3 separate regions of the Homo sapiens genome follow, and all the other regions are linked to region 2. The links are chromatin contacts, found by Hi-C in ENCODE. All regions are on one chromosome and are shown on one strand. Each heading gives the region's core, a stretch centred on a gene start or an enhancer-like site at or near the end of the contact. The rest is flanking DNA. Distances are from core to core; before and after follow the strand shown. Region 1 overlaps COTL1 (coactosin like F-actin binding protein 1). Region 2 overlaps CDH13 (cadherin 13). Region 3 holds the start of MBTPS1 (membrane bound transcription factor peptidase, site 1).

The links. Hi-C counts contacts between places; a loop is a spot of excess contacts on that map. Pooled maps may share reads with other maps.
Region 1: a pooled map shows a loop between it and region 2 (8-fold over the local background). The contact joins two enhancer-like sites. A Hi-C loop is called at or near these places in 2 of 37 single-sample maps with no recorded cell type and 6 of 50 pooled maps.
Region 3: a pooled map shows a loop between it and region 2 (7-fold over the local background). The contact joins the promoter of MBTPS1 here to the enhancer-like site in region 2. A Hi-C loop is called at or near these places in 2 of 37 single-sample maps with no recorded cell type and 6 of 50 pooled maps.

Annotation. Positions count from the first base shown.
Region 1 is chr16:84,592,926-84,595,625 of GRCh38, forward strand. The region is part of intron 2 of COTL1 (coactosin like F-actin binding protein 1); the gene reads right to left. Among named protein-coding and RNA genes, the nearest start is that of COTL1, 24 kb to the right of the region's middle. RefSeq lists an enhancer at 967-1,266. Within about 2 kb of position 1,451, at least 18 of the 41 ENCODE cell types and tissues checked have a DNase peak (open chromatin) inside an H3K27ac peak, as active enhancers do.
Region 2 is chr16:82,652,426-82,655,125 of GRCh38, forward strand. The region is part of intron 1 of CDH13 (cadherin 13); the gene reads left to right. Among named protein-coding and RNA genes, the nearest start is that of CDH13, 27 kb to the left of the region's middle. RefSeq lists enhancers at 1,055-2,254, 1,175-1,674, 1,496-1,705, 1,756-1,805, 2,046-2,095. Within about 2 kb of position 1,251, at least 13 of the 41 ENCODE cell types and tissues checked have a DNase peak (open chromatin) inside an H3K27ac peak, as active enhancers do.
Region 3 is chr16:84,115,650-84,118,349 of GRCh38, forward strand. It overlaps MBTPS1 (membrane bound transcription factor peptidase, site 1), which reads right to left and starts at 1,293. Exons shown (of 23, transcript NM_003791.4): 1 at 1,086-1,293. It overlaps MBTPS1-DT (MBTPS1 divergent transcript), which reads left to right and starts at 1,394. Exons shown (of 1, transcript NR_186375.1): 1 at 1,394-2,700. RefSeq lists silencers at 784-1,213, 1,614-1,713 and an enhancer at 1,864-2,023.

The sequences.
Region 1 (2,700 bases), core at 201-2,700, 1.9 Mb after region 2:
TACTTCTTAAAGGAAACTGATCGTCATCACCACTCACATTGGCACACCACTTTTCAGTTTACAAAACATGCTTCTATTTCATCTCATTTGGTCTTTGTAACAACGCTGGGAGGCAGATGAGGTAGAGACGTCATGGCCACTTTCATCATCAACATCCAAATCACCTTCATTGATAAGGGCTGGAGGCTCAGAGGCCACGTGATGTGGCCAGACTCTCAACACGAGGCCAGAGCCAAGGGCCTGGACACCTTGGGTGTGTGTGCTCAGCCCCCTTTCTCCAGGGAAATGCCCCACCAGGCCATGGCTATCTGGGGGTCAGTAGGTAACAACGCAGCAGGGATAGAAGGAAGGATGGTCTCAGGGACACTGCGCAGGTGAATCCACAGGGCCTGGTGACCAACTGGATGTGAGAAGGTGAGGACAGAGGAGTCCAGGGCACAGGAGACCCCGAGGGGTGAGGGCCCCACCTCCCATGCCCCGGGGACTGTGCCTGAATTCCCAAACATCAGCCTGGGCTGCCTCACCTGTAAAACACGTTCTTTTCTTTATTGAGATAAAAGTCACATAACAAAATTCACCATTTTAACCACTTTTTTTTTTTTTGAGAAGGGAGTCTCGCTCCGTCGCCCAGGCTGGAGTGCAGTGGCGCGATCTCGGCTCACTGCAAGCTCCGCCTCCCGGGTTCACACCATTCTCCTGCCTCAGCCCCCCGAGTAGCTGGGACTACAGGCGCCCGCCACCACGCCCGGCTAATTTTTTGTATTTTTAGTAGAGACGGGGTTTCACCGTGGTCTTGATCTCCTGACCTCGTGATCCGCCCACCTCGGCCTCCCAAAGTGCTGGGATTACAAGCGTGAGCCACCGCGCCCGGCCATTTTAACCACTTTAAAGCATCCAATTCAGTGGCTTTAAGGACACTCACAATGTTGTGCCATCATCGCTACTATCTAATTTCACCACTCCAACGAGAACTCCCGTCCTCAAGAACAGTCACTCCCCATTCTCCACCCCATTCCCCCAGGCCCTGGCAGCCACTCTTCCACTTTCTGTCTCTATGGATTGGCCTGTGCTGGACATTTCATTGAAATGGACTCATATGCTATGTGGCCTCTGCGGTCTGGCTTTCACTCAGCGTCACATCTCCAAGGATCATCCCTGCTGCCGCATGTGCGGGTCACCACTTCATTCCTTTTATGGCTGAACAGCACTCCATTGCATGGAGAGAGCACATTTTGCTTATCAGTGCATCAGTTGATAGACATTTGGGATCCTTCCAAAATGGGGTGATTTCACGCCTCCCTTATCAGTTGACCATGATGACTGAAAGTGAAAGCTACAAAACCCACCTAGCCCATCAGGGTGGAACCTCCAACCTAAAGCTCCTGACACAGGGCGGGGCTGCCAGGTGGCCACAGCGCACAGGAAACGAGACTGGTGCAAGAGATGGCAGTTCCTCACTTGTAAGGTGCAAAGTGCGCAGCCACAGGCGGCTGGTGCAGACTTGGAGTGTGGGGGAGCAGCGCTTTAGCTCGAGAGCATTTCTCAGCAGTCCCCGTGGTGTCTGGGAAGCCAGGGCTCTGTTTTGAGGAGTGTCGTCAGAGCATCAACACCAAAGTGCTTAATTAAATGGCAGCCTTGACCTGAGGGGGAGGAGGGGCTGAACATCCGCCTCCGACTGCATTTCACAAGCAAAAGAACACGGTGAGTGTGTTTCCATGGTAACCGCTCTCGGGTTCCCATTTCCACATTGGTCAGCCCGGACTTGGATCCAAACTACCCATCCCTGGCCCAAGCCTCCATGGAGGTAAGTTACCAGCCCTGCTTTGGGCCAACGCAGTTTTTGGGGACCTCAACCATGTGTTCAGCCCATGGCCAAGGCTTCGGGCTGAGCCAGCTCTCCCAGCCTCTCTCTCTTCTCAGTGTCGCCCCCTCCCACGGCTCTGGCTGGCTCCTCTGCGGAGCTCCATGGCTTTTCCAGCGTCTGCCCTCTCTGCTGGCTGCCAAGTGCCTCCACATGCCGGCCATGCTCTGCGCACCTCCAACCCTCCACATCCACCCTTCCCCTCTTTCAGACCTCCCCAGGTCTACCTTGGGCAACACCCTTTGCCCCCGGAGGGTCACAGATTCTTGTTGAAGAACCACAGGCATTGTCCCTGTGTCCCAAGTACCAGCCCAGGGCCTGGCACAAGATAGATGTACAATAAGTAAGTTACACCCACAACCCCAAGGACACTGGGAACCTTCCAGAACCACAGCCTGATGTCATTTAAATGATCGTGGGGGAGCGGGGTAAAGAGGGACGTGGTTTGCTAGGTGACTGCTGCGTGCTTATCCGACAATGGTTTGGTCAACAAGATTGCTGACAGGCCTGTTTTTGAAAATCCGAGTCACGTTATGCTTACAAATGTTTGCTGCTAGAGATCTGGCACGACAGTGACGGGTCAGCTGAGTCGGAGACGGAAAACCTGTTGGTCTGCGCACCGTTTTTGCAGCTGCCCGGCAGACTGGAGGCCTCTCCCCAACCCTGCTCACCCTGAAGGAGGTTCTCGGTCCCTTTTGACCTCACACTGGGCAGTGGAAGGGGAATCGCTAGTTCTTCATCCCTGGTTTAGTTACTTTCCCTCTTCTGAACAAATTGGGTCCACAAACCCCAGTGGCAGTCACAGCCCCACATCAGCAGTGGGGAGCCCTAGGCTCCCT
Region 2 (2,700 bases), core at 1-2,500:
GCATCAGAAAAGCCATTCATCTGGTTTGAAGATAGACAGGTGGTTGCTGTCACTGCACCAGCAGCTTTTGAAGTTTGCTCAGTGATATGATTACAGCCCATACTTAAGCTTCTGCTCCAGGAAGTGAGATTGACCTTTGATCCTACTCCTCATTTAAAAATTACAGATCTTGGAAAATGAACCAATCTAGAAAGATATTGGAAGCTGCTGCTGCTGCTGCTGCTGCTGCTGCTGAGGTTGGCTGTCAAACCAACTTAACTGGCCTGCATTACCTAGAATTGTTTTTTTTTTTTTTTTTCTGGTTAAAACCAATGACCTTTAAAGCCTTTTTATTTTTCCTCTGACAATCTCTAGTGGACCTATGGTCTTTTGTGAGTTCTGATGGGAATCCCAGAATCTTTCTGTAACTGTGGGTTCCAATGAGAGAGGCACATTTAACAAAGACCAGAAGAAAATCAAAACTGTTGCTCAAACTGACAGTGTATGTTCTTCATCCCACTCCTTCATTAGCTCATTCATTCATTGATTCGTTCATTCATGTGCTGGCTCTTTGTAGAAGTTGGGGGTAAACAGGCGACCAAAAGGTAGTCCGTGACCCCAGGATGTTGTAATTCAGAAGGGTAAACAGACAAGGCAGTCAACATTGTCCATTCAGTGTGAATGAGCTTGGGAGTACAACCACTTTGGAAACCCATTTTGTTAATTTACCTTTGATAGATACTTATTGAACGGTTTTTCCAAGTGTCTGTGAAGAAGACATGGTGGTGGTAGGGGGTGGGTGGATGGTTTCTGAGGACCTGATAATGTTTCTCCTTGATTTTAGTGCCAGTTACGTGGCAACTCATGGAAAACATTGAGCTGAATACTTGGGCTTTTGCACCTTTTTGTAGTGCCTTAGTGTATTTTACACAAAAAAATAAATAAAAGTATGCTCAGCCTCAGGTGTGTTGGAAATACAGAGGAGAGACCAGCCCAACTTTGGAGGAGAACAGAGAGAGGGACCCAGGAAGGCCTTCTGGGGAATATATTTGACTTGGGCCCTGAAGGAGCAACAGAAATTAGGCACTGAGTAAAATGGGACTGGATGTACCTGCACAAAGCCAGCAGCAGAAGAAAAGACATGGAGTGGAGGGAGCTGGCAGTTCATGCTTGGGGGAAGCTGAGAGTTGCTTGTGGGGCTGGAGGCCAAGGTGCAGGGCTGCAGGGGTAGGAGGGAGCAGCCAGGGAGGGGGTGGATTGGTTAAGAAACACGATGTGCATGTCATGTTGAGAAACTTGGATTTCACCCTGGAGGCGCAGGAACTAGGGGGGATTTTTCAGCAGCAGTGACAGACGCTCTTAAATCTGGGTTTTCCAATGATCAGCATGCTTGTGCCTGCACCGGGGCGCAGGATGGGAGACAGATGCCTTTTGCAGTAGTTCCGGAGAAGAAGACTGAAGACCACATTCAAGGCCCTGAGAGAGAAGAGAAGGGGACAGATACCACAGAGATCATGAGATATAGCACAACAGATAAGACTTGCTAATTAACTGTACGGGGTTACAGGGAGGGACAGGGAGAAATCAGGTTTCTTCCAGCCCAGCTTCTGGTTGGAATCACTCAGGCAGAGACACATGGGCCTGAGAGAGGATTCCCCTTATGACATAAAGCCGCAAAAATTCTCATTAGTCATTGCAAAAACATCTATTTCCGGCCTACACTGCACCAGCCAGTGGGGGAGGTCCTGAGAGATAGAGAAAGGATGAATTCTTGCCCTTAGAGAGTCACCTAGAGATTCTGGGGAGACAGCAGGTCCGAGTCTCTCTGCCTGAAACCTCTGGACAGTGTCTTTGGCTGACACTTACATGGTGGTCTTGGTTTCTTATTCAAGGTCGGTTTCCCAACTCTCATAGCATCAGCTTTAGGGCATCCCCAAATCTCTTGCAGAAGAGATGGTTCTTTCCCCTTGAGTTGTTTTGAGCCAAGCATATAACATTGTGTGAATGTTTGAAAACTTCTCTTGGTTCTCAGAATGCAATTCTGACAGTGCTGAAGGCTGCCAATTAAATGAAGATTTAGATAAAGGCTGTGTGGGAGGTGGAATGCAATATTCTTAAACCTAATAATGGCTTCCTTCTGTCTTTTTGAAGCTCTCAAATAATCCTGATTGACTGACTCTCTGCTTTGGGCATTCCCATTTTCTGGACAATTTAATACCATTTAAAATGTTTGACAACTTTTATTTGGGGGCAGACATCCTTAGGGGATGGGGCCGTGGGCAAAGATACAAATGCTGTACCATCAAAGGAACCATGGATTTAAATAAGGATTTTTTTTTTTTTCATATTCAGAAGAGGTGGGTACAGAAAGGATGAGGGCAGCTTCTCAGGTTATAGTATTAACCACGTGAAGCAGCTAACAAAGGTATGTGCCTGGCCTTGTGCTAAAGGCTTTCCTCGTATCAGTTCTTTCATCCCTCCCAACACTACTGAGGTAGATGGAGTGACTAGATCCATTATACAGGCAAAGTAGCTGAGGCCCACAGCCATAGCAAATAAACTGTGGAGCTGGTGGTCCCAGATTTCATGCTTTTAGTCATTCTCTTGGCTCTGGGGTACAGGTAAGCTTCCAGAACTGGAGGATGGAGTCCAAAAGAAACTCAAGATAATTTCCCTGCCTTTCCCATTGTATCAGGGGATTCATCTGTTCATACATTCATT
Region 3 (2,700 bases), core at 43-2,542, 1.5 Mb after region 2:
CATCTGAATATACGAAATAGTCATTAAAGGCAAATCTAGAAAGACAAAGTAGATGAAAGGTTGCCTGTGGCGGGGCCTGGAAATGGGCATTGACTACAACTGGGCATCAGAGGTCTTGGGGTAACGGAAATGTTCTAAAAGTGGATTTGGTAGTGGCTGTGCTGCTGTAAATTTACTAAAAACCACTGAATAGTACACTTAAAACAGGTGGATTTTATGGTATGTAAATTCTACTTCAATGAAGCTCTTACATTAAAAAATAAGTATAAATAATAAAAGCGGATTCTCCAGATTGAAAAAAAAAAAAATGAGAGGAATTACTTCTCTTCTGCAAGCCCTCCTTTTCGTAGACATACAATTGGAGACCTTGACGTTAGGAGGGCTTACCTACACAGTTCAGACTAAAGGATGAGTCTCCAGAATTCAACGCAGGTCGTATTCCACTCCACGTAATTTCGAAGTGTCAATCAGAATCTAATAACTTAATTTGTGTAGACAAATAGGCCAAGATTCTCAGGGGCTCAACCCAATATGAAAGGTAAACATCTTAATAAAAATACTGACGATCCACAACGGTCTTAGGTAGCGCAACCATGCCAAGGCGAGGCAAGATTTTTAAGAAGCTACAGGTTTAAAAGGCAATCTGGTTCTGAGAGTTCGCCGAACAGAATCCCCGCATTTCCAAAAACCAGCAGCGCAATATGCACAGACCGAGATAAGGCAAAGAATCGACGTCTTTTAAACCTGACGCCAGCACTGCCCCGGAAGCGCACCTAGAATTGAGTCTGTCTGGAGGCTCCGGGCCAGAGCAGGGCGTATTGTTTCACTCGGTGAATGCTCATTTCACGTAAAGAAAACCAGGCAACGGAACAAGCTGCCGGAGCGCGCAGACCCCCGCAGGGCCGCGGTACAGGCACGCTGTGTCCAAACAAGCGCCGGAGGCCCCGCGCCCACCTCCCCCGACCCGGCCCGGCCCCCGCAGCCCTCGCCTCGGGGCCTCGGACGCAACCGGCACACCTGAGCGAGCGGGCCGCCGCCGCTAGGCGGAGCGGGTCGGGGAGGCCGCGCGCGGGCGGCTGACGTACCTGCGCCGCCGGGAGCTCAGGGCCGGCGGGCCCGGGATAACGGCGCCTCCGCGGCGAACACGCCTGGGCACTCCATTCGGGGCTGTTTACTCCCAACTCTCGCGAGACTGGGCGACCGGGCCAGCGAGGCCCACAGCTGGGAGCCTCAGCTCCGCCGACCCAGCGTGCCCTGTCTGTCCCGCGCTCCCGGGGCTTGCGTGCGCGCTCTGGACGCCGTGGGCAGCGGGACCACGCCGGGAGGATGGACGAAGGTCTCGCGACATTTGCGGCGGCGGGGGCCGGTGGCAGGGTGGAAGCGGAGGGGCGTGGCCAGCGAGCTGCCAGGCGGCGAGAACGCGCTGGGGGAACCCTTGGTCCGCTCTGCGCGTCGCTCTAGGATCCCCGAAAAGGAGCACGGGCGCGAAAGCGGCCAGGCTGGGCCAGGATCTAGAAAGACTGCCTGGCGCAGGCTCCCTGCCCCCGCGGGCCTGCTGTCATGGACTCGTGGAGAGCTCGCTTCCCGCGCGGACCCTTCCTGCAGGGGTCCACGTCCAGGCACCGGCGGCTCGGACACCCCACCCCCGGCCGGGCACCTGCCCTGGGTGCCCCTTAACCCGGGCGGTAGCTCGTTAAGATGGCGAAGTGTCCGGTCCGGAACACGCGAAACCCCAAATCCCGCCTGCCCGACCTCCTGACCCCCGGCCCCACGGGACGACAGACTGGGCCTCCCGACGCGCAGCGCGCTGCCGGGACACCGGTGCGTGCGAAACGGAGGACCTTTGTAACGCCACGTGTTTGCTCTTTTTGAAAAAACAAGAATAAATGTGTTAAACTGTCTGAAAAGCTTGCCGCCTAAAAGATGTCTGGGTGACTTAGATGCTAGGATCAGTTTGTTTTCAATGTAAATGGACCAGCCCGGACTCCGTACGGCACTAGCAGGGGACTGAAAGCGTCTTCAGGTACTGCTGGTGGGCGGTGATGCGCTACAGGCCGATCAGACAGTTTTGTGTCTTTTGGAACTTGACACTGCACCACGGTAATGCTGAACTGCACCAATATTACAGATCACAGCGCATCATCTTCCTTCAACATGATTTAACACAGTTGACTTAATATGGTGGATAAATGTAGAATCACAAATTACCATACCCCACCTCAGGCTTCTACTTCGTAATTTTGAGCAGGTTGTTTAACCTCTTTGTACCTCAGCTTCTTCATTACAAAAATAGGGGTACTAGCCAGGCGGGGTGGCTCGCGCCTGTAATCCCAGCACTTGGGGAGGCCGAGGCAGCCGGATCACTTGAGGTCAGAAGTTTCAGACCAGCCTGGTCAACATGGGTGAAACGCCGGCTCTACCAAAAATATAAAAACTTAGCTGAGTGTGGTAGCGCATGACTGTAATCCCAGCAACTCAGGAGGCTGAGGCAGAGAATCGCTTGAACCTGGGAGGCGGAGGTTGCAGTGAGCTGAGATCGTACCACTGCACTCCAGCTTGGGCGACAGAGCGAGACTCTGCCTTAAAAATAAATAAATAATTTTTTTAAAAAATAGGGGTACTAATATCTACCTTAAAGGATGAGGGTTAAATTAAGTACACACATAAGCCCTAGCGCAGTGGCTTATGCCTGTAATCTCA